2 separate regions of the Mus musculus genome follow, and region 1 is linked to region 2. A link is a loop called in an ENCODE intact Hi-C map of the cell type or tissue named here. Cell type or tissue: left cerebral cortex. All regions are shown on one strand. Each heading gives the region's core, and the rest is flanking DNA. Links, peaks and the distances in the headings are about the cores only.

The links. Peaks named below come from ENCODE experiments on the same cell type or tissue, not always from the same donor. Only the 100,000 strongest peaks of a DNase experiment are listed, where the experiment ranks them.
Region 1: a loop joins it to region 2, with 7 times the contacts of the local background. A loop is called at or near these places in 17 of 42 quality-filtered maps.

What each region holds. Positions count from the first base shown.
Region 1 is chr4:107,247,836-107,258,358 of GRCm38, forward strand. It overlaps Lrrc42 (leucine rich repeat containing 42), which reads right to left and starts at 5,698. Exons shown (of 8, transcript NM_029985.2): 1 at 5,440-5,698. It overlaps Hspb11 (heat shock protein family B (small), member 11), which reads left to right and starts at 6,068. Exons shown (of 6, transcript NM_028394.3): 1 at 6,068-6,160. In left cerebral cortex, for the core only: CTCF peaks have their summits at 2,841 (motif pointing right), 5,442 and 6,204; DNase peaks (open chromatin) are centred at 1,851, 2,850, 4,312, 4,881 and 2 more places; H3K4me3 peaks cover 2,680 bases; H3K27ac peaks cover 1,822 bases.
Region 2 is chr4:107,307,796-107,318,318 of GRCm38, forward strand. Yipf1 (Yip1 domain family, member 1) reads left to right here and starts at 6,568. Exons shown (of 10, transcript NM_145550.3): 1 at 6,568-6,667; 2 at 7,968-8,047. The coding sequence starts at 8,017. In left cerebral cortex, for the core only: a CTCF peak has its summit at 6,058; DNase peaks (open chromatin) are centred at 6,065 and 6,530; H3K4me3 peaks cover 1,732 bases; H3K27ac peaks cover 1,284 bases.

The DNA of each region.
Region 1 (10,523 bases), core at 965-8,964, 60 kb before region 2:
ACCTTGCTGTGCCCACAGCTTTATGATCCTACCACTACCAGGAAAGCAAGACTCACCAGTTGCTGAGAACTTTGTCACTATGAGGCTGTTCTACTGTTTTTACCTGAAGTGCCTCTTTTGCATTTTTCTCACCTATTTAGTAATCTACTCATCTTTCAGAACTTTGAGCTCAAATTTCATTTGGAGAATTCACCCAGAATTTACAAAAAAATGCCAGCAACAATTCTTTTCAAAGTAGACTCACAGCAGCACAGCTTATGTTAGCAGAGCAACGAGGAGCATCAACTAAATGCCCAACACTGAGTCCTAGTAAACAAAGCATACACTATTTCATCAGACATTATGAACCCACTAGAATTCTGGAATTAAAAATGTTTACACACAGAAAACAGTAACTCCGCTAGCGGGTTTGGCACTTTCCACACATCTCTTTGTTGCACTTGGCTCACTGTCTTATTGATTGGCTTCTGGGTCTGTCTTAGCTGCTTTGCACACAGAGAGAAAGACCACATTTAATTCAGACTCCATAACAGGACTCTGGTACAGTGCAGTCCCTTGGGAGAATGTCATGGAACTAGTTTACAAGTTCCATAAGCCTTAGGTAAACCATGAGCAAAAGGATGTCTTGAATTTACAAATAAAGGCCTCCACAACAAAGGCTAAATAAAATCATTACAGTCTTCCAGTGTTCAGATTCTGTCCAAGCACTTTGAGGTAAGTTAAAAACCAAAAAGCAGTTATGTTTTTCTTTAATCCCACTGGTGACATTATGCATCAAGAATTATAATAAATACTATTTTCTTGAGTGAGATTTCAAATTACACAAGAAACTTCTATGTTAAATAAAGGCATCCGATTATCATTTCTACAATAAGAAAGGGGGAAATGTGGATTTTAATAACATGTCAGCCTATCAGTATTTCTCTCTCTCTTTTTTTTTGTTGTTGTTGGGTTGTTTGTTTATTTGTTTTGTTTTTGAGACAGGGTTTCTCTGTGTAGCCCTGGCTGTCCTGGAAATCACTCTGTAGACCAGGCAGGCCTCGAACTTCATCTGCCTCTGCCACCCAAGTGCTGGGATTAAAGGCGTGCCCCACCACACCTGGCTCCTAGCAGTATTTCTAAAACTCTGAAACTATCCCTCAAAGACTTTGGTTGACTTTTGGAGGTATATCAAGTCAGGTTCTACATCAATACCTACAATGTGGCCTGAAGCCACTTACAAGTGTCAGCAAACAATTAAGTTAGTGACAAAAATGCTGAGTCTCTGAAGATCAAGCAATGATCCTATTTGTGGGAATCACTACTGCTCATTTTTCTCCTGAGAATAATTATGTATATAAAGCACATCAGAAAGGAGGGACCAGCCTAGCCCTGGAGCCTCACCCTTTCCAGCTCATCTACTATGTTCTATTCTGTGGCCCTCCCAATGCTACATGGGTAAATTGCCACTCACTTGACCCACTGGAATTAGCTTAGTTTACTGCTTTTGGTTGTTCTGCCTGACCTAGCTATTTCCTGTTCATCATTAACATTCAGCTCAACCATCACTCAGCATTCTCCTGGGAAACTTCTCCAACCCCAGTACCAGTCCATGTCTGTCTGGTTTTCCCAAAGCACCCAGTGTTTCCTTTTAGACAACACTTAGCACTGTGTACTATGTTCAATTGTTACTGTACCCAAAGCTGTGAGTTTTTTTCTTTCTCAGGCCGAACATGGTGCTTAGTACTGAGTAAGCACTCAACAGATATATGCTGAACTGAATGAGACCTCAAAGGGGTAGATTTAGTGCTGCGTTGAAGGGCCTGCTGATATTGTTGCTAGGAGCCAGCTCCTCTTCCAGGCAACAGCTGCAGGCTCCTCCCCCACTTGTCAGCCCCTTCTGCAGGTGGTAGAAGCAGAGCAGATGATGGGGCTATATTGCTACTGGTACTATGTGGGGGGTGGGGGAGGGAGGACAAAACAACTAAAGTAAAAACCAGTTTTTTTTTTTTAAAGTCTTGTCATAGTGCCAGTTCTTACACTTCATATTCTTGCCAGCATTTAAGGGCTGCTGCTGAAAAGATGCCCTCCCCACTTGCTATAAAAGCTTCTTTCAGCAGGGCAAGCATTTAGCCCCTTCGACCTCACAGACCTTAATCCTAACCTGGAGAAAAAGAAAATGCTCTTTGATCTTTAAGACTAGAACCTCAAGCTGGGCAGTGGTGGTGCACGCCTTTAATCTCAGCACTTGGGAGGCAGAGGCAGGCGGATTTCTGAGTTCCAGGCCAGCCTGGTCTACAGAGTGAGTTCCCGGACAGCCAGGGCTACACAGAAAAACCCTGTCTCAAAAAACAAACAAACAAACAAACAAAAAACAAAACCAGACTAGAACGTCAGAGCCTACTCTACCTAGGTATCAGAAAGTAAATACTACGTATGGCATAAAAACAAATTATTTGCTAGACAAGAAATGATCAAGTGGGTAAATGAAGGAAAGAAAACATATCATTATCACCATTTTAGAGTGGCCAGAAATTTAGCATGTAGTCCAGGCTGGCTTCAAACTCAGAGAGATCCTTCTACCATGGCTTTCCACATACTGGGATTACAGTCATAAGCCACTACACCTAGCCTAACAATCTAACTGTAACAGCAGAAGGGCAAATCCTATGAAGATAATGTATCTTAATGGACCAACACACCATAATACTGATGAGGAGGACAGAAAGACGAAAACCCAGGTTTTACATATTTGCACTGCTCTTAATTCTCCTCTCTAACGTCCCACAAACTTTGGAGTAAAACGGAATGAATGGATGACAGTGTCTCATGAAAACTAGAAGTATGATTCCATCCAGCAGAGGGCACAAGTAGCGTGGGACCAGAGTCTGGATGCTAATCCCTTACTCTGCCCCTCCTGGCAACTTTACCCTTCAAAAACAGGGGCACAGTGAGGACTAAATCACATCTTCAGACTACTTATCAAACAGTATTCTCTTTTTAAATGATGTAAAAATTCAGTATTTACTGAAGAGTATATCTACATCATTTGTCCAGGCAATAATCCAAGGCTTTGCTTTCTTCAGTTATTTGAAGAACTACTCTTAATTTAGGGAATCATGCATGGTAACCTTTTTTTTTTTTTTAAAACATCCTGCATTCTTCCAATAAAGTACTTCCTGAAGTTTGTAATGTACTATAAAATGATCTAAGGATTAAATGAATGTCTGAACTTTCAACTTTAAGAACCATAAAGGGTAAAGCTTCTCTCCTGGATATTGCTTGCCCGTCACTATTATTCATGTTGGCCTCTACAAACTGGCCCCTTAAAAGACAAGAGCCTTTTCTTGCCTGGGGGTGTGAAGGTTGGAAGTGCTCTTTTAAACTGGAAAGTTAAGATAACATGTATCTGCAAGATAACAATGTTCAGTGTAGATCTCTTGCAGCTATGGGTCAGATTAACAGAGTGACTGGCTGACTGGCGGTGTTCTAGCCCACTACAGAGAAACAGCTCTGTGATCTACCTAAGCATTACAAAGCATTAAAAATGTACAGCAGTGCATTCACATTACATTAGTGAAGCTAAAGTTAGCACAAAGCATATCATTTCTTCAAATAAATGAAATATAACCTTGGTACATTAAAAATTCAGTTCTGTAAAACATCTTTAAATGAGAGAAGGATAAAATAATTGACAACCAAACATAAGTTTTAAAACCTTGAATCCAGCTTCCAAGCAAAAAGCATAAAATTATTCCAGACAAAGAGAGGAAAGAGGAGAGAGGCATCAGGGTAATAGTGCTAAAACTGTGAGCTGAGCCTATGGTTCAGGAAAAAAAATACCAAAACCAAAAATCAGAAAGAACACCTAACCTTAATAAATCAGTCTTCTAAGAATAAGTAGGCCAAAATAATGATCAACAATAATGATTCCAGATGTGACTGAAAGCTACCATTTTTTATATACCTACAAGCTAACAAGCACTGTAAGGTACAACATAAAATGATGTCATGCAATCACTGATCCTATGAGGTCAGTATTGCCACTTTATGGATGAAGAGCCTCAGAGAAATGAAGGAACTTAAGGCTCACAACTCCTAAGTGAGAGAGCCTGAATTCAATCACAGGTCTGTGTAATTCCAAAGCACAAGATCTTCCCACTTGTATCTCAAGAATAAAAATACAACATCAGCCTTAAAAATATTCTTAAAACACTCAAAATTAACATCACCGGCCATTTGATCTCTCTGGAACTCACAATGGCTCAAACTGGGAGTTAAGAGGGCAGGGACTATAGTAAAAAACAGTGGTCATCTGAGGAAGAGTGGGTGGAAACAGAACCAGGGCTCACTCAAGGATGAAGCGCTCCCCCTTCACTCTGCCAGGGCAGAAATCCGCCATATCCACACACCAGGAAAACATCTGTCAACCCACTACCTTCATCTCAAGACTGCAGACACCTTTGGCTCATTTGAAAATGTAGTGGTTTTTAAAGACTTTTTCTTAACATAGGAAGAAATCCGAAGAGAAAGTAGTTCCAAAGTATCTCTAACCAACTAACAATCCATCTTCATTGTTCTGTGTCACCGCCATTATTCAATTTCCCACTACTTCTTTTTTCCCTGTAACTTGCCACTTCCCTACCTGCCTTCTCCCCCAAACTGCAGAAACTCATGTCCTATCCGGGCCCATACTTTGTCCAAGAGCAAGCTAATCTCTCCCACATCTTGATAGTTTTACCCACTCTTTAGCTTTTCAAACAGAAAAAATTTCAGTCCCCCACCCCCCAAATTCTAACCTTCCCCATTCACTCCCAGATCTTCTACCCATCTTCCTCACATCCCAGACTCTCCCGTGCCCCTCAAAAGACTCAACCCCGCCTCCACCTGTCTTCTAGCGACCCGTCTCCAGCCCCCATCCTTCTCTCCCTCCTCACGAGTCTTCCTCTCACCATCGAGGTTCCTCTTAGCACCCTAGTCTCCCCATCTCTTTCCCGGTTTTGCGTCCTCAACCTTCAGATTCCCCTTTCTTCACGCCTCACTATCTCCAACTTCCCAATCCACGGCCTCAACTAGTTTCTTCCCTGCCCCCCCCCGCCCCACCCCTCCCCCTATTCCAACCCTAGCTCCTTCCCTTGGTGCACTCCTCAACCCCTTTTCTTTCCCCCTTTCCCGGCACTCCCACCCAAGCTTCTCCCCAAGTCCACCTAAGCTAAATCCGCTCCCTCTCCCGCCCAGAACCCTAAATTCTCACACACCCTCAGTCTAACCCGGGACGCCGCGGACCCCACCCTTAAGCCCACCTCAGGCACCCCTACCTCTTCATCCTCCCACCCCTCCCACCGCGAGCTCTACCTCGTCCCTAGGGCCTTTCCCCTCCCCCAGCCCCTCACACTCCGCCCCCGCACCCACGCGCTGCCTGAGGCTCGGCGAGCGGCCCGGCCCGCGGCCGCCACCTACCTGTGCCCCTGCCCGGGGCAGCGAGCGGCTGCACCTCACTGGCGGCTCCTTCCTCCACTGAGCGGCTGACCGGGAAGCGGCTCGGCAACCTAGGCCACAAAGCCCGTGAGGGTGGGACACACACAGAGGGTGGCAAGAGGGAGGGGCTGGGGGCGACCTGGCGCCGCGGGACTGAGGTACCAGCAGGGAGGGGTGGGGGGGGAAAAGAACTCGGCTGGGTAGGCGCGCGTGCGCGGGGCCGGCATGAGGGGCGTGGTCTGATCTGGAGTGGGCGGGGCATGTGGCGGGGCGGGGCCGGGAGTGGGTTGGGACAGCCGAGCTGAGAAAGCCGGGCGGTCGCAGGAAGGGTGAAAGGGGCGGGGCGGGGCCGTGCGTGTGCGTGCCCGCGCGAGGGCATGTCCCCCGAGATCTCTTGGAGGCCCCCCCACCTCCCCGAGGCAATGCAATGTAAAGGTAGTCCTGAGGAAAGACGCGCAAGTGAGGTGGCGCTTCTAGGCGGAGCCCCTGCCAGGAGAGGGCGGGGCGGGGCTGCGCAGGGCGCGCGCCTGGGAACTCCTCTGAGGCTGAGGCGGGGCGGGAGCGAAGCGAAGCGAGGCGGGGCGGGGCCAGGGCCGGGCGGGGCGTGACGGGCGGGGATCGCGAGCGGACCCGGTCCTTTCGCGGAGCTACCCAAGGCCCAGGCGAGCGGGTCCGTGCAGCACGGTGGGCGGGCACCGAAGAGGTGGGAGCCCGGTGGCGAGGCCGGCGGAGGGTTGCGGGCGGGAAGGAACCGGTTGTGAGGAGACGCGCGGCGGGTGACCGCGGGTGGAGCAGCGATGTCGCTGGGAGAGAACAGAGTGATTAGGGCCTGGCCTCTCTCTAGGCCCCCCTCCCCAAGAACTTTTAGTGCCCTGAAATGATGCTTTGACCCTCAGAAGGAAGAACAATTACAAATGACAGTTAATATGCCAAACGTAACACATTATCAGCACGGTCCAACCTCAAACAGGAATAATATTTAAAGTCAATGTGGGTGCATTTACGTTATTTGAAATTATTTGAGTCTTGGAGGTGAGAGGACTGTGTCCGGGCTGCCATTATGGGAGAAAGAGAATGACCGGTTTTAAATTTACACCAGAGCTACCAGTGGATGCTGTAGGAAAGGATTTGGGGCAGGCAGATGTAAGAGCACACAGACCCAAAGGTGCTGGTCAAGGAGAAAATCAACCCAGGACGTGACCCAGAGGTTTTCTGAAAGAAGTACCAGAAAGGGCTACACTGTATATTTAAAGAGAAAATCAATGGCCCTGGGAAAGGGTAGGGAATCCACCGTCCCTGTCTGTAAAACCCAGAAGGATGGATGGTGTCCTAGAGCCTACTACCACTTTGGTAGAGAGTCCCTGAGGGTATTCATCCTCGCTTAGATCAAGCATTGCCTCTCAAACCTCCATCTTGGAGCTGTGTGGAAACATGTCTGCTGGGTGGTTTTATGGGTTTCTTGGGATTGGTTTGCCTCTTTCTCATTAACTGCAACAAAACCTTAATGAAAGCCAAATCTCTGCCCCTGGTTTTAAAGAACAGATATTGGTAGTTCAGGTATATTCATTTTTTATTAAAGTGCTTTATATTCACTGTATTAAAGTGCTTGTTTGCTTTTTCCTTAGATCATTTAAGAATAAGGTAAAAAAAAACCTGAAAATTTGAAGAGAACACACTGTATCTTATTCATCTACTATATACATAGATATGAGAACATTTCCCTAGATGGTAACTCTTTTATTTATTTTGGTTTTTTGAGAGCAGGTCTATTCTAGCCCAGGAAAACCTTAAACTCACTTCTAATCCTCCAGCCTTGACCTACACAGTATATGGGGCATCACCCCTGACTTGTAATTTTTTTGAAAATGTATTATGCTCCCTTATACATTATTTATCCACATGAGATATATATCCTGTATTTACCTGTTTTGAGACATTCACACCAATTTTGATAGTAAAACTAGAAAATATAAAAACACCACAATTTTGTCAACCTTTTGCAGGGGATGTACATCTTTAATGTATGCATAACTGGAGGGGGCACTGGAAGTTTTAAAAAATGTTTATTACATTTATTCATTTGGAGGAGCATGCTTATGAGTTGGTTTTTTTTTTTTTTAATCTGCCCCGAACAGTATGGACCTTAATCATGTCTTTGAGAGGTTCTGAACTGAGCACCGTACTCTAGGTGTGAATCACATTGTTAGCACCCAGCCACTAGTTGTGTGTGTGTGTGTGTGTGTGTGTGTGTGTGTGTGTGATCAGCTTGCTGTATCAGCATTATAAGTGCCTGGGCCCTTAGTACCCGTGGACCCCTTACTGATGGAATGTGCTACCTCTTTAACTTCTTAAGTTGCGTTTTTATTGGCTGTTGGGTATCAGGCCTGGGGCCCATGCCTGCCCAGTGTCACTTTCCCATTGTCTACACCTTCAGCCTAACTTTTAGTAAATCTAAAATAATACTTTTTTTTTTTTTAAATAACACTTTTAAATTTTACCTTTGGGCCAGTCTTGTCTTAGTCTTGTCTTATGTTGATTTTTGTCATGGACTAAACAAGTTAAATTTTAATACATCTAGATCAAGGGTCATAAAAGGCCAAACAATATTTTAGGCTTTATAGTCTGTGACAGCTACTCAGTTCTGCCATACAAAGGCAGCCATAGACAATATGTAAATTGATGGATATAACCTTGTGCCAATGAAACTGTTCTATCTTGTTCACTTTCTCTCCCTTTCTTTTTGCCTCTCTCCCTCTCCTTCATTGAACCCAGGGTCATGAACATGCTAAGCACAGGCTATACAACTGTATTATACGCCCCTGCCCCTCCAGCATTTCTTTTGAGGGCCAGTTCTATTACTTAGCATATAAGCTGACATCTCAGCTTTGTCATGTCTACAGAATTGATAAGCACACTTCTTATGCCCATATTTAACAATGATGTTATTTCAAATACCTTTATTTAATTCTGCTCCCCGCTTCCTTTGACAATAGGATCTTATTCTGTAGCTGAGGATGGCCTGGAGTTTACTATGTAGCCCAGGCTCCCTGCCCACTTGTGATAATCTTGCTTTTAGTCTCCTACATGCTTTGATTATAGATCTGTACCACTATGCCAAGCCACATAAGTTTTGGATGGGATTATAGCTCAACAGTAGATCATGTGCCTAGCATTCTGAAAGCCCTGGGTTTAGTTCTTAGCGCTATAAAAATAAATTCAAATTTTAAGAAGTGCCGAATAGTACATGTTCATTTTGTTTTGCTAATAATCATTCTCTGAGTGTAGCTATTCAAAGAGCTATAAGTAATTGTTGAAGTATTGTCTGTTATTCAGCCTATATTTTCCTGGCCCAAAGTGTATCTTGAAAATATTTGTTAAAATTTTCAGAAACAAACATGTTCCTAATTGGTAGAAACTCCAAGGAGGAAAAAAAGAAAGTTACTTTGGTATAATTTGATAGTTAATGTTATTATTACCTTCAATTTTAGCTTGTGTCCACATTTTCAATTTGTAATAAACTAAGAGTTTTGTTTGTAATTAGCATCTAGGTCCATCAGCATGTATGTGTATATGTGTGTGTGTCTGTGTGTGTATACACACACAGACACACACACATACACATATACATACATACATATATGTTCTCCATTTTCCTCATTTTTTTTTCTTTTTTTTGAGACAGGGTTTCTCTGTGTAGCCCTGGCTGTCCTGGAACTCACTCTGTAGACCAGGCTGGCCTTGAACTCAGAAATCCACCTGCCTCTGCCTCCTGAGTGCTGGGATTAAAGGCATGTGCCACCACGCCCGGCTTTTTTTTTTTTTTTTTTAAGATTTATTTACTTTATTTATGAGTACACTATCACTGTCTTCAGACACACCAGAAGATGCCATCAGATCCCATTACAGATGGTTGTGAGCCACCATGTGGTTGTTGGGAATTGAACTCAAGACTTCTGGAAGAACAGTTGGTGCTCTTAACCACTGAGACATCTCTCCAGCCCCATTTTCCTCATCTTTAAGAATTAGCAATATTTATCCAATACCAGTTCTCTGGTGTCAGTAGTATAAAGGTTGTAGTTAGATTAGTTAAGAAAAATATACACAGAAATGTTAGAACATGTCTCTCACAGTATAACTACAGCTTTCAGTACTCTTGATACTGCTTTGAAGTATAATGGAGAGTGAACTTTTTTGTTAATATAAAAAAACCAAAAAGAAATGGAATAAAAATTGTCATAATTAACCTAAGGCCTACAAGATGCTCAGCGGGGAAAGTGTCTGGTATACAAACCTGGGCCATTTGAGTTTGGTCCCCAGAACCCAAGGTGGAAGACGAGAACTGACTGACTCTTCAGAGTTGTCCTCAAAGTTTCCCAGTCACCACAAAATTTACACCTACAGAAGCATCATAATACACACTCAGAAATAATAGTAAATACAATTATTAAAAAGTATTTAAATTATAAAAATGATTCAAGAACTACAAATTTTGGAATTTAAAAAAATGGCTCTAGAGCTGGGCTGGGTGGCACACAGGTACACACCTGTGATGCTAGCGCTGGGGAGGCTGAGGCAGAAGAATCACTGGTTTGAGGCCAGCATTATAAACATGGTGACAACTTGTCTTAAAAAACAAATAAACAAAAAACTAGGCCCTATAAACACTTAACCAGGTATGGATCAAAAAACCTCTCTCTCTCTCTCTTTCTCTCTCTCTCTCTTTCTGTGTGTGTGTGTGTGTGTGTGTGTGTGTGTGTACACTTGCACAAGTTCAAAGCCAGCTTAGGCTAAATAAAAAGACCCTATTTAGGAAGAAAGAAAGAAAGAAAGAAAGAAAGAAGAAAAACAAAGTGTATTGTATTCTATCATTTGCTTTCAGTCTGTGTCTTTATAAAAAGAGAGTGAGTCTCAAAAATATTATTTGGTTGACTTTCAAGTCCAGTCTAATAAGCTAGTACTTAGTTTATTAATGGTAAGTGGAAGGATACTGTATTTATGTTTAAATCTGTGTTCCTGCTCTTTTAGTATAGTCAAATGTTTTTCTGGTATTGCATTTTTTTTTCTCC
Region 2 (10,523 bases), core at 1,299-9,298:
TGACTGTCCTGGAACTAGCTCTGTAGACCAGGCTGGCATGAAACTCAAAGAGATGTGCCTGCCTCTACCTCCCTAGTGTTGGTATTAAAGGTGTGCACCACCACCACCTGGCTATGACTAGCTTTTAAGGTTAGATGTCTTTTAAATATATGTGTGCCTTGTGCATGCCTGGTACCCGAGGAGATCAGAAGAGAGTGTAGAATCATCTAGAAGTGGAGTTATGGATGGTTGACATGTGTGTTTTGGGAGCAGAATCCAAGTGCCCTGCAAGAACAACAAATACTTTTCCCTGTTGGCTATCTCTCCTCCTTCTCTTTCCTTCCTTCCTTCCTCCCTCCCTCCCTCCCTCCCTCTCTCTTCCTTTCTTCCTCTCTTCCTTCCCTCCTCTTCTCCCTCCTCCTCCTCCTTCTTCTTCCTCTCTCTTTCTCTCTCTCTCATGTGGTGGGGAGAAGGTGTGTGTGTGTGTGTGTGTGTGTGTGTGTGTGTGTGTGTATGTTTTAATAATACAAAGGCTGGCTGGGGTTGTGCCTCAATGAAAACTTACTTGCCAGTCATGTACAAATCCTGTGTATATCCCCAGAACTACAAAATAAAATACAACAAATAAAATAAAATTGGTTCTTTCAATAATGAAAAATACTTTACTCAGTCACAGCTGGCAGTGCATGGCCATATTTCTGGAGGCAGAGCCTTTTGGGGAGGGTGTGCCCTGGACCCTCTCCCTGCCCCTTCATTTCATGTAAGTTAGAATCTTATCTGCAGTCTTTTCTGGTTCCCTTCTTTTGCTTAGTGGCATCCATTTAAGTTTTCTGACTTGGTAGCTTATTTCTTTTGAATGTGGTAATTCCCATTGTCTGACTAAACTCAACTTGATCCATTCATCAACTGGGGAATATCTGGGTTGCTCTCAAATCATAGACAAAGCAGATGCAAGCATCATAGGCAGATGGAGACAGTTTGTCGACTCCCTTGGCTCTCCAGTGGGTGCAGCTGATGGTTTGTGTAGTAGAAGTGTGCTTGGACTTGTAAGTAACCGCCCCACTGTCTTGCAATGTGTCGGGGATATTTTACACGGCCCCCAGCAATGACAAGATTCCACATCTGTTGCTTCATACCTTTGCCAGTGTTCGGTATCGCCAGTATTTTGCATTTTTGCTATTCTGTATGTGTGCCTCAGCATCTCTCAACACACTTTGCAATTCTCTGATGACATATGCTATGGAGCACCTGTTAATAACAGATAAATTAGATCTTGATCAGGGCATTGTCGCGTCCGCTCTCGACCAGCAAGAACGACACGACCACCAGTCCTTCTAACAGCAGTTTATTCAGCAAACTTCAGTCTTCCTCTCTCTTCTTTCTCTTCATCTATATCTCCCAATAATAATCCTCTCTCGAATAATAATCCTCTCTCTAACCCGGGCCTCTCACTCTTATATACTCTCAGCCTTCATCCACTCACAGCAGGCCACGTCACCTCACCAGGTACACAGCTTCAGCTAATCAGGGCAGCAGGGGCATATCTCCACCAAAATGGATTCGCCAGTATCCTGGTACACCTGCGCAGCTCTCATGATGGTTGTGGCTTATATTCAGGTGAGGAAGTCAGGTGTAAGTCATAAGACTTAGCTGCAGTCCCTGGCGCCTTCTTGGGACTGCCACCACACCCGTTCCTCACAGGGCATGATGGCAAATATTATATCCTGATAAACCCCCTGAAAGTCAAAGATATCAAAAGTTGAAAATGCTGAAGGGCATGGTGGCCCACGCCTTTAACCCCAGCACTGAGGAGGCTGAGGCGGGTAAATCTTTGAATTCAAGGCCTGGCCTACAGAATGAATGTCAGGACAGAGCAAGGACTCTACGGAGAAACCCTGTCTCAAAACACCAAACCAACCAACCAACCAACCAACCAACCAACCATCCAAACAAACAAAAGAACATTTAATACAACCAATCTACCAAGCACAGTAGTATTACCCTACTATTGCAAAATTAAAAATTAAATTACGTTTATCTTCCTTGTGTGTCAGGGGCCATGCATGCTGTGGCACACATTGGTTTCTTCTGTCAGAGTTTTGTAGATCTTGTTCACATATCTTTAGATTCATACCAAGATATTTTACTTTGGGGATGCTAATATAGATGGTATTATGCTTGAATGTCATTATTCAGCTATTGACTGATCTTGTCAATTGACAGAATCTAGGATCACCTGTCGGGGGCTGGGGGCAGCGGTGGGGGTTGAGGTATGACTCTGAACCTTCCTGTTGCATTCAATGAGGTAAGAAGACTTGTCCACTGTGGGTGGCACCATTCCCTAGGCTGGGATCCTGGACTGTAAAATGGAGGAAGGGAGCTGAGCAGTAGCAAGCAATCACCCTTTTTTCTCCCTGACTATGGTTGCAGTGTGACCAACTGCCTCAAGTTCCTGCTGCCTTCCTCACCTTGATGGACTGTGACCTTGAACTGTGAGGAAGAATAAAACCTTTCTTCCTTAAATTTACATTTTGTTGGGTACTTTGTCACAGTAATGATATAAGTAACACACACAAACACACATGCACATAAACACATGAATGCATGCATGCACAGACAGGCAGACAGACAGGTACACACACACACATACTTAGTGATATCCCCAGTCCAAGTATGTGTGTGTGTGCGCGCGCGCATGCACATGTGTGTGGTCAAATGCATTGTTGCCATTATTGTTTTGTATTTGGGTTTTTTGTTTGTATTTGTGTTTTGTTTCAAGTTTTTAAGTGTGCTGTTGTTTCTAAACACCAGGGGTCTCCAGCCCCTACAGTGATCTTGTTCATCCTTATGCCTCTGCTTCTCCGTCAGGGTGGGGCTCCATGAGGGTGCAATAAGCCACGGAAGGAAGAGGGCTCTGAACTGTCTCTTATGTCCTTATTTCTTCCGAGGTAGGGTCTCCTGTATCCCCTGACATTCTTGTGGTCCTGCCTCATCTCCCTGGGGCTGGAATTCCAGGCTTCACCACACCTGGTGCTGGGGATTAAGCCTAGGACTTTTACATGCTAGGCAAGCACTTTACTAACTGAGCTGTATGCCCAGCCTCTGTTTGACATTTTCTGTTAAATTAGCATAATACAGACTAGCTGGAAAAGGCAGGGAACGCTAAGTCAAAGTCTAGAGAAATGTCACATCTGCTGACATCTGAGTACTACAACATGTCACGTTCCCTCTGTCTGAACGTAAGAGACACTTGCCCACTGGAGCTCATCTCCCTTAGTCAGAGTCTCCCAGAGAGGCTTTGACGGACACTCCTGCAATTGCAATGCTTTGGAAGCTGAATCTGGAAGATTACAACTTTGAGGCTAGCCTGGGCTATATAGTGAGACCTTGTTTGTCCTTAAGCTGTTAACTCCATCACATTCTGAACATATATAAAGCAGTGAGGGGCCCTCTGGGAGAGCCCTGAGGCAGAGTCCTGTCAGACGGTGCATGTGAGGAGCTTGTCTCAGCCTACACAAGTCCTAGCAGAAGCGTCTAGAAGGCAAGGGTTGGAGGCCAGAAGATAAGAAGTTTCACTTGAGGGGCTGGCTAGATGGCTCAACGGGTAAGAGCACTGACTGCTCTTCAGCTCAGAGACTCTCCTTTCTCTTTCCTGCATTTTCCTAGGTTCACTCCCTGTCTACTGGTTGCTTGCCCTGCCTCTTGACCTATGGTTGACTTTATTTAATCCTATTTACAGAAAGGTCTTGGGTTAAAGGTGTGTGCTAGGGCTGAGCCACACCATAACAAGAGGACGTTTTTGCAGTTCACAATCTTGGGGTTCACAATGTGATCAAATATCCTACAACACTGAACCCTGGGAACCATGAACTTACACAAAACCTTGCCACTCTTAAATTGGTTTGCTTGGGTATTTGTTGCTACAGAAAGTTACCTGGCACTGTTATAGCATCTGTAAGCAAGGGGAGATTTCTTTCTCGGGTAACAGAAAAAACATTGCTTCTGCCTCTAAGGGAGACCCAAGGGAGTATGGGAGTGGGGAGTTGTGTGTGCATGGCTTTTCTACCCAAATGTCTACATCCAATTCTCAGGTTTCCACTTCTCCTGTGTGTGCTGGTACTTTGATGGAGGTGACTAAGAAACTGCCTTGGGGACTCTTTGACACTTGGCCCTCCTAGCAATAAACTGATTTTCAGGCAGCTTTTTTTTTTTTTTTTTGAAAAAAAAAAAAAAACAAAGCAAAGCAAAACAAAACAAAACATAACAAGTCTCCTTCAAAGTTTCTACAGAGACACTATGGTGTCCACAATGTGCCTTAAGATGGCAGCTGGCTGCTCTGACCCTTTTTTCTCAGGGCTTCCAATAAAGCTAAGAAAAACTAGTCTGCAGGCTAAGCACGGTATCATACAGTTTAATCCCAGCACTTTAGGGGGAAGATGCAGGGGGAATCGTTATGAATGCAAAGCCAGCCTGGTCTACAGAGCAAGACCCTGTCTCAAGCAGCGCCTGCCTCTGCTGGGATTAAAGGCGTGCGCCACTACGCCCGGCACCCAGTCTGTTTCTTAACTATTGTCAGCATTGGCCTCTTGCTCTTCCAGGGCCTCAGCACCTTGTCTTCGATGTGCATCTCTTCTCAGAGTCTTTAGGAATTGTGATGCTGCCAGCCTGCCCCTCCCCCCATGTCCCACCCATTGTATCACCAGCCATGGGGCTGCCGCTGCTTTCTGACTCGGGTGCACTGGTTCCAAAGGCTGGGTACTGGGGCTGAGGGGATGACTTGTGGGTCATAGCATGGGGACCCGAGTGCGAATCTCCAGCACCCACATAAAGGGCTAGGTATGGTTATGTGTGCCTGGAACCCCATCATTGGGTTAAGCCCCCCCAGGAGAGACTCTCAAGTGAGCATTTGCCCCTATCAGATTGCCCGTAGGCAAGTCCGTGGGGCATTTTCTTGATTGATGATTGATGTGGTGGGACCCAGCCCACTATGGGTTGTGTCACCCCTGGGCAGGTGGTACCGGGTGGTGTGAGAAGGCAAGCCAGTAAGCAGCATTCCTCCACAGTTGTGCCCTGACTTCCCTCAGTGATGAACTAGGACTGGGACGTGTAAGCCACGTCAACTCTTTCCCTGCCAAGTTGCTTTGGTCATGAAGAAGATGAGGAGCCCATAGCGAGCATTTGGGGTGGCCTTTTCTCAGGGTCTGTAGCTGGAGTAAGATCAGTGGGGGTGAGGTTAGCAGCAAATGAGCGAATGTGAGACAGAAGAGGTGTTGGGCATGCTTGCACGTCTGAGTTCATAAGCTGATGTTCATTCCGGACATTCAACAACAGTGCTCCACATGCACTCTGAGCCCAGTTACCCCCTTATATAATAAGGGCGCCCCCCTCGGGTTTGCAGCATTGTTCTGAGAGTTGGAGGTCCTGCATAGACAAAGCCCCTCCATATGAATTATATTAACTAATGTGTGTTATTACACCTGACAGCTTGCCAGTTAGGAAAACATTATCTGGAGAGACGGCTCAGTGGAGCACTGACTGCTCTTCCAGAGATCCAGAGTTCAATTCCCAGCAACCACATGGTGGCTCACAACCATCTGTAATGGGATCTAATGCCCTCTTCTGGGGTGTGTCTGAAGACAGTGGCATACTCACATACATAAAATAAATAAGCAACTCTTTTTTTAAAAAGAAAAAAAAACATTATCAATCATGACTGATATTCAGAGTATGTTAGAAGTCAAATTGGAAGTACCCTGCAGGTGAAGCTAAAGACACTGGTCTCCTTGTATGAGCTGTGAATCAAGTGTCTGCTGTTTACACTGCTCCCTCCCAGACAGCAAAAACTGTCTAGGGACCCTTTCAGTCCGTGATAGAATACTGTGAACAGTAATTGTATGCTACTGCCTTGGCTGGTACTGGCCACCCGGAGACTAGAACCATTCCGGATCTTTTTGTTCTCAGTGTTCACAGGCTGGCAAAGATAAGCAAACAGAATTCAGGCAAGCATTGCCAAAGCAGGGTGAAGCCCAGGGGATTAGCAGAGCAACAGGAGTCCCAGAGGAGACGATAGCATCCCCTATGGGCAGGGGGAGACAGTTTTCCAAGCCTGGAGGTCCAGGTAGGAAGCAAACCACAAGGTCGCTTGCCAGACTATGCCAATGTTGTTAAGTCCTGCTGTTTTCGAGGTGACTGTCAGACACCTAGGTGGTACAGCTGAGGGGCCAGCCCTCTGTGAACAGTGACAAAAGAACTTCTTTGATTCACAAGCCATCTGCTATGGTGCCTTCCTCGCTGGTTAAGTTTTCATGGCCAGAGAAACCAGGAACTGGTGACCTATTTTCTTTTTCTTTTTCATTTTTCTCTTTGCATAAGTAAAACGTATAAACAATGAGTAAAACACTCCCGAACTCCTGAGAATTCGCCCCACTTCGCCTGTCTCTTTAAGACCACCGAGAGGGCGGGACTCAGCACCGAGTTACTTGGCGCTCCGGTGTCTTCCGCGTTTTCCGAGTCTTCGCTGGGTGACCGCGTTTGCTTTAAGAGAGGAGGCGGTGCTCTGCCCGGAGGAGGCGGAGAAATCTAACACCCTCCCCCGGATCTCCGGCTTCCGGGATTGGACTGACCGGCTACCAGTGCAGAGCATCCCAGGCCCCAACCTTTCCTGGACAGTTGGACCTCTTCCTGAGAGGTGAGGGCGTCAGGGCTTCTGGGTCAGTTGGGGAATCTCCTACCCTCCCTGTCCTCTGTTGCTCAAGCATCCCCCACCACCACCCAAACCCTGTCTGTGCATCCCTAGATCCCTGACTGCAGGGTCGCTAACAGTTAAGAGCTACTAATTGCCTGGCTCTTCGCTAAGCTCCTTACACGCACTACCTTATAGAATGGTTTAGACACCTTCACGAACCCATTTTACAGATGGGGAGCCTCAAGGAGCGCACACACAGCAGAGAAACAACAGAATCGGGACTCAAACCCAGGTCTGTCTGGGACCTTAAGCCGGCTGCACTGGAATGCTTTCCCCACCACCTCTCCCAAACCCTAGGCTCCCCTTCCATTTTCTTCCATCTCCAGGCTGCATCTGGCCCCTAAACATTCACGCGGCAGCGAGTGTCCCCCGCAGCCAGTCTCTTTTTGTTGATAGGACACTCTTCTAACTCATGGTCTCCGAGCTCACCAGATAGTCTAGGATAACCTTAAACTTACTCAGTCTCCTGCCTCCGTCTCCTAGGTGCTGGGATCGCCGGCATGCACCAGATTTTGTAGGTCCTGAGTATTGAACCCAGGACTTTGTACTTGCTAGGCAAACATTCAAATGAGCTACCACACCAGCTTTCGGTTCCTCTGTAGGCTGTCCAGTGTCGCTCTGGATGGTTCTTCCCTGCACTGGGTGGATTCCGCTCACAGATGTCCTGATCACAGGCTGGGCTGGACATCCACTCACAGAGTCCTGAGTGCTTCTCGACTCTCCTGTGTTCAGTTCTCACCCGTCACATACTCTATTCCCAGGTGCAGTTCCCTTATTCTCCAGCTCACTCCTCTTCTTTAACTCCGAGAGGCTGCTCAGCTCTATACCAACTCTCTTCCTGAGCTATATTAATATAAATATCAAGTTGTATGACCTGTGATAGTTATATAAACTATCAGTCCCCGTTGAAAGAGTAGGCAAGTGTGTGTGTGGGGGGGAGGGATTGCTCAGCAGGTAAAGGTGGCTGTCCCCAAGCATGGTCCTAGTCCCATTCTGGGTCCCTAAGGTAGAAGGAAAGAACTGAATCCCATAGCCACAGAAGATAAAGAGATGGTAGTAATCATTTTTAGTTTCTGACCCACTATGTGGGGCAGGCCACCCTTAAACTCACAGAGATGTGCCTCCACAGTGTTGAGGTTAAAGGCATGCACTACCACTACAGCTGGCTCTCAAAATTCTTTTACTATGAATTCTTTTTGCAGAGTGTTCCATTTTCCTAAGCTTACATATTTCTTTGTTTTAGACCCCGGAACGTTTTCTACCTTACCCTTGGGAGAAGAGCCTCTGGCTGAATGGCAGCTGTGGATGACTTACAGTTTGAAGGTACGGCAGGCGGGCCTCCCCCTTTATCTTGTGATCACATTTTCCTCTGCCACAGCTACAAATTTTATTACTGCCACATGCCATACTGTAAAGGATTTTATTTCAATCATCTTGGTAAGAGGCTGTTGGGCACGCCCAGGTTTTTCTAGTTTGCTTATTTTTCTCACGGAACTCTTCTGATGGGCAGCAGGCAGCAAAAACTAGGAGTTAGCAGTTGCCTCATCTTTTCTGAGCACTCGCTGTGCAGGCACCGTTGTAAACACTTTACAGGGGACGACTCATGTAATCCTTCTCATATCGGGCTTTTTAAAGTAATCATTCTGCTTGTCTTTTCAGTAAGGAAACCGAGGCACTAAGGAAATCAAGCTATCTGCCTAAGAGTCACACAGTTACTAAACCAGTCAGCCAGGACTGGAATCCGGGCAGTGTGACGTCACAGACTCCCCACTGTCTGATGGAGATTTGATATTAAAGTAGAAGTAACTTCTTGTGCAAATACTGTCACACCACAATTCTCCATCTTGTTTCAGACCACCCATAACAGCATTTGTGCTGGGGAAGCTCTCTAGCCGAGACTCCCAGTTCCCATTCCCTTCAGGTGGCTCCCAACTGCCTATAAATCCAGTTCAGGAGATCTGATGCTGCTCTGGTCTCCACGGGCTCTGCACATAGGTGGCCATATACTCCCCCACCCCCACACATACACATAAGCCTGTTCCTCACCTCCTCCCACCGTCCCATAAGGTACAAGGTCATCTTCCGCCACTGTCACCTAAATTAACACCCCACCTTCCGATGTCACTTGCTTCGCAACTCACTGGGAGTGAAGGCCTGGATAACCAGGGCCCACTGCCTCTGCTGGTCTCTGTCCTTTTGTAGCTCATGGCCTTTCCCACGTTTGCCTGACACACTGGGCTTGCAGCCTCACAGAGAGCCAGCTTGGGACGTTTGCTCTGTTTTTCAATTCCAAGTTGTCTTTCTTCAGCTCTTGCTTGCACAGTGCAAGGGGGTGCAAGTATTGTGGACAGCATTTGCAGAGCCCCCTGGGCGGCGGGAGGAAGATTGTTTAATTTTTTTCCTCTTTAAGAAACAAAAAGTTGGTCCATGTTCCAGATCATAGCAGAGGTTGTCGGCCCAAGGCGGCTTGAAAGGAGGCAGGCCGTGATGAACGTGAGGCTATACAATGGTTAAGGACTTCGGCTTCAGGGAAGAGCATGTGGTCCTTGGGGTGGCCTGGAAGGCTGTCCTGAGGAAGATGGTAGACGAGAAGGTGGAGTTCAGGTGGCTTCTGGCAGAAGTCATGTGCTAGGAAAAGATGGACGTAAAAGACGGCTTCAGAGAGGCCAGGACGCAGAGACAGAGAACGTTACTGTCAGAAGAGATACACTTCTGATGGTGCCTTCCGTGTCTTCCGGCGTGCACACGCTTCCTGCTCTGCCCCTGGGTCCTTCTCAGCCCTTTGTGTAGCACCCATGGCCATTCTTATTGGGTGTTTTCCTCAGAAGGAGTCTGACCCCATCAGCGCAGCGAGCCGTATCTTCCTTCTGGCCCCTCTGACCTCGTGCTTGCCCAGTGGCGCTCTGTTCCTCCCCTTCCTGGTGTGCCTTCTCACTAGCAAAGTAGTGCTTTTGAAATATGTATGATTTAAGTGGGTCTCCCTTCATGTGGCTCCCTTTGACAGTGTTGTGACCATCTTTTAACTGTTAGTGCACAGCTAATCAAAGCATTGGGATGCTCAGAGACAGTCTGCATCGCTGCTGAGGAAGTTAATGAGGAAAGTTCTTTTGGACACGATTTAACAGTATAGCCCAGGAGCCTTAAAACCTTGGGCTTGGAAGATGACTCGGTGGATAAAGCCCCTGCCATGCTGATGCGTGAACTGCTTGAAGCACGTGGGCAGGTGTGCAGGCTGCCTGTAATCCCAGCACTAGGGAGGCAGAGAGAATTCCCAGCTAGCTGGACTAGCCAGGATTGATAGACTCTGGGTTTATAGTAAGAGTGTCCGCCTCAGTAAATAAAGTGGGGATGCCCGATGTCAATTGCAGCCTCCCTCCGTACATATGCAAGCATACATGTGCAGATGATTACATACCAAACACACATATATGCACAGGTACACACATGAACACATACCCACAAACACACACTCACACAGGTGACTTAATGGTCGCACTGATTAGTGGCCATCTTAAGACTAGGGCCCCCATACTCCTCTATTTTTTTTCCTTTTCTTCTCTCTTTCTCTGCTCATTTGTTTACTTATTTTTCAGGTTAGCATGGAAAGTAACTGGTTCATCATGGCATCTTCATATGTATATGTCATAGCGTGTTCTTCCCCATAGTCCCTCCACTAAATGCTTTGTCTACACTGTCATCTCTTGTATACTTCAAAAACTATTATAGTACAAAAGCCATTGTTTCTATACAGTCACCAGTAGATAAAGCAGGTTCTGGAATTGTTTGTTAGATGTGAGCA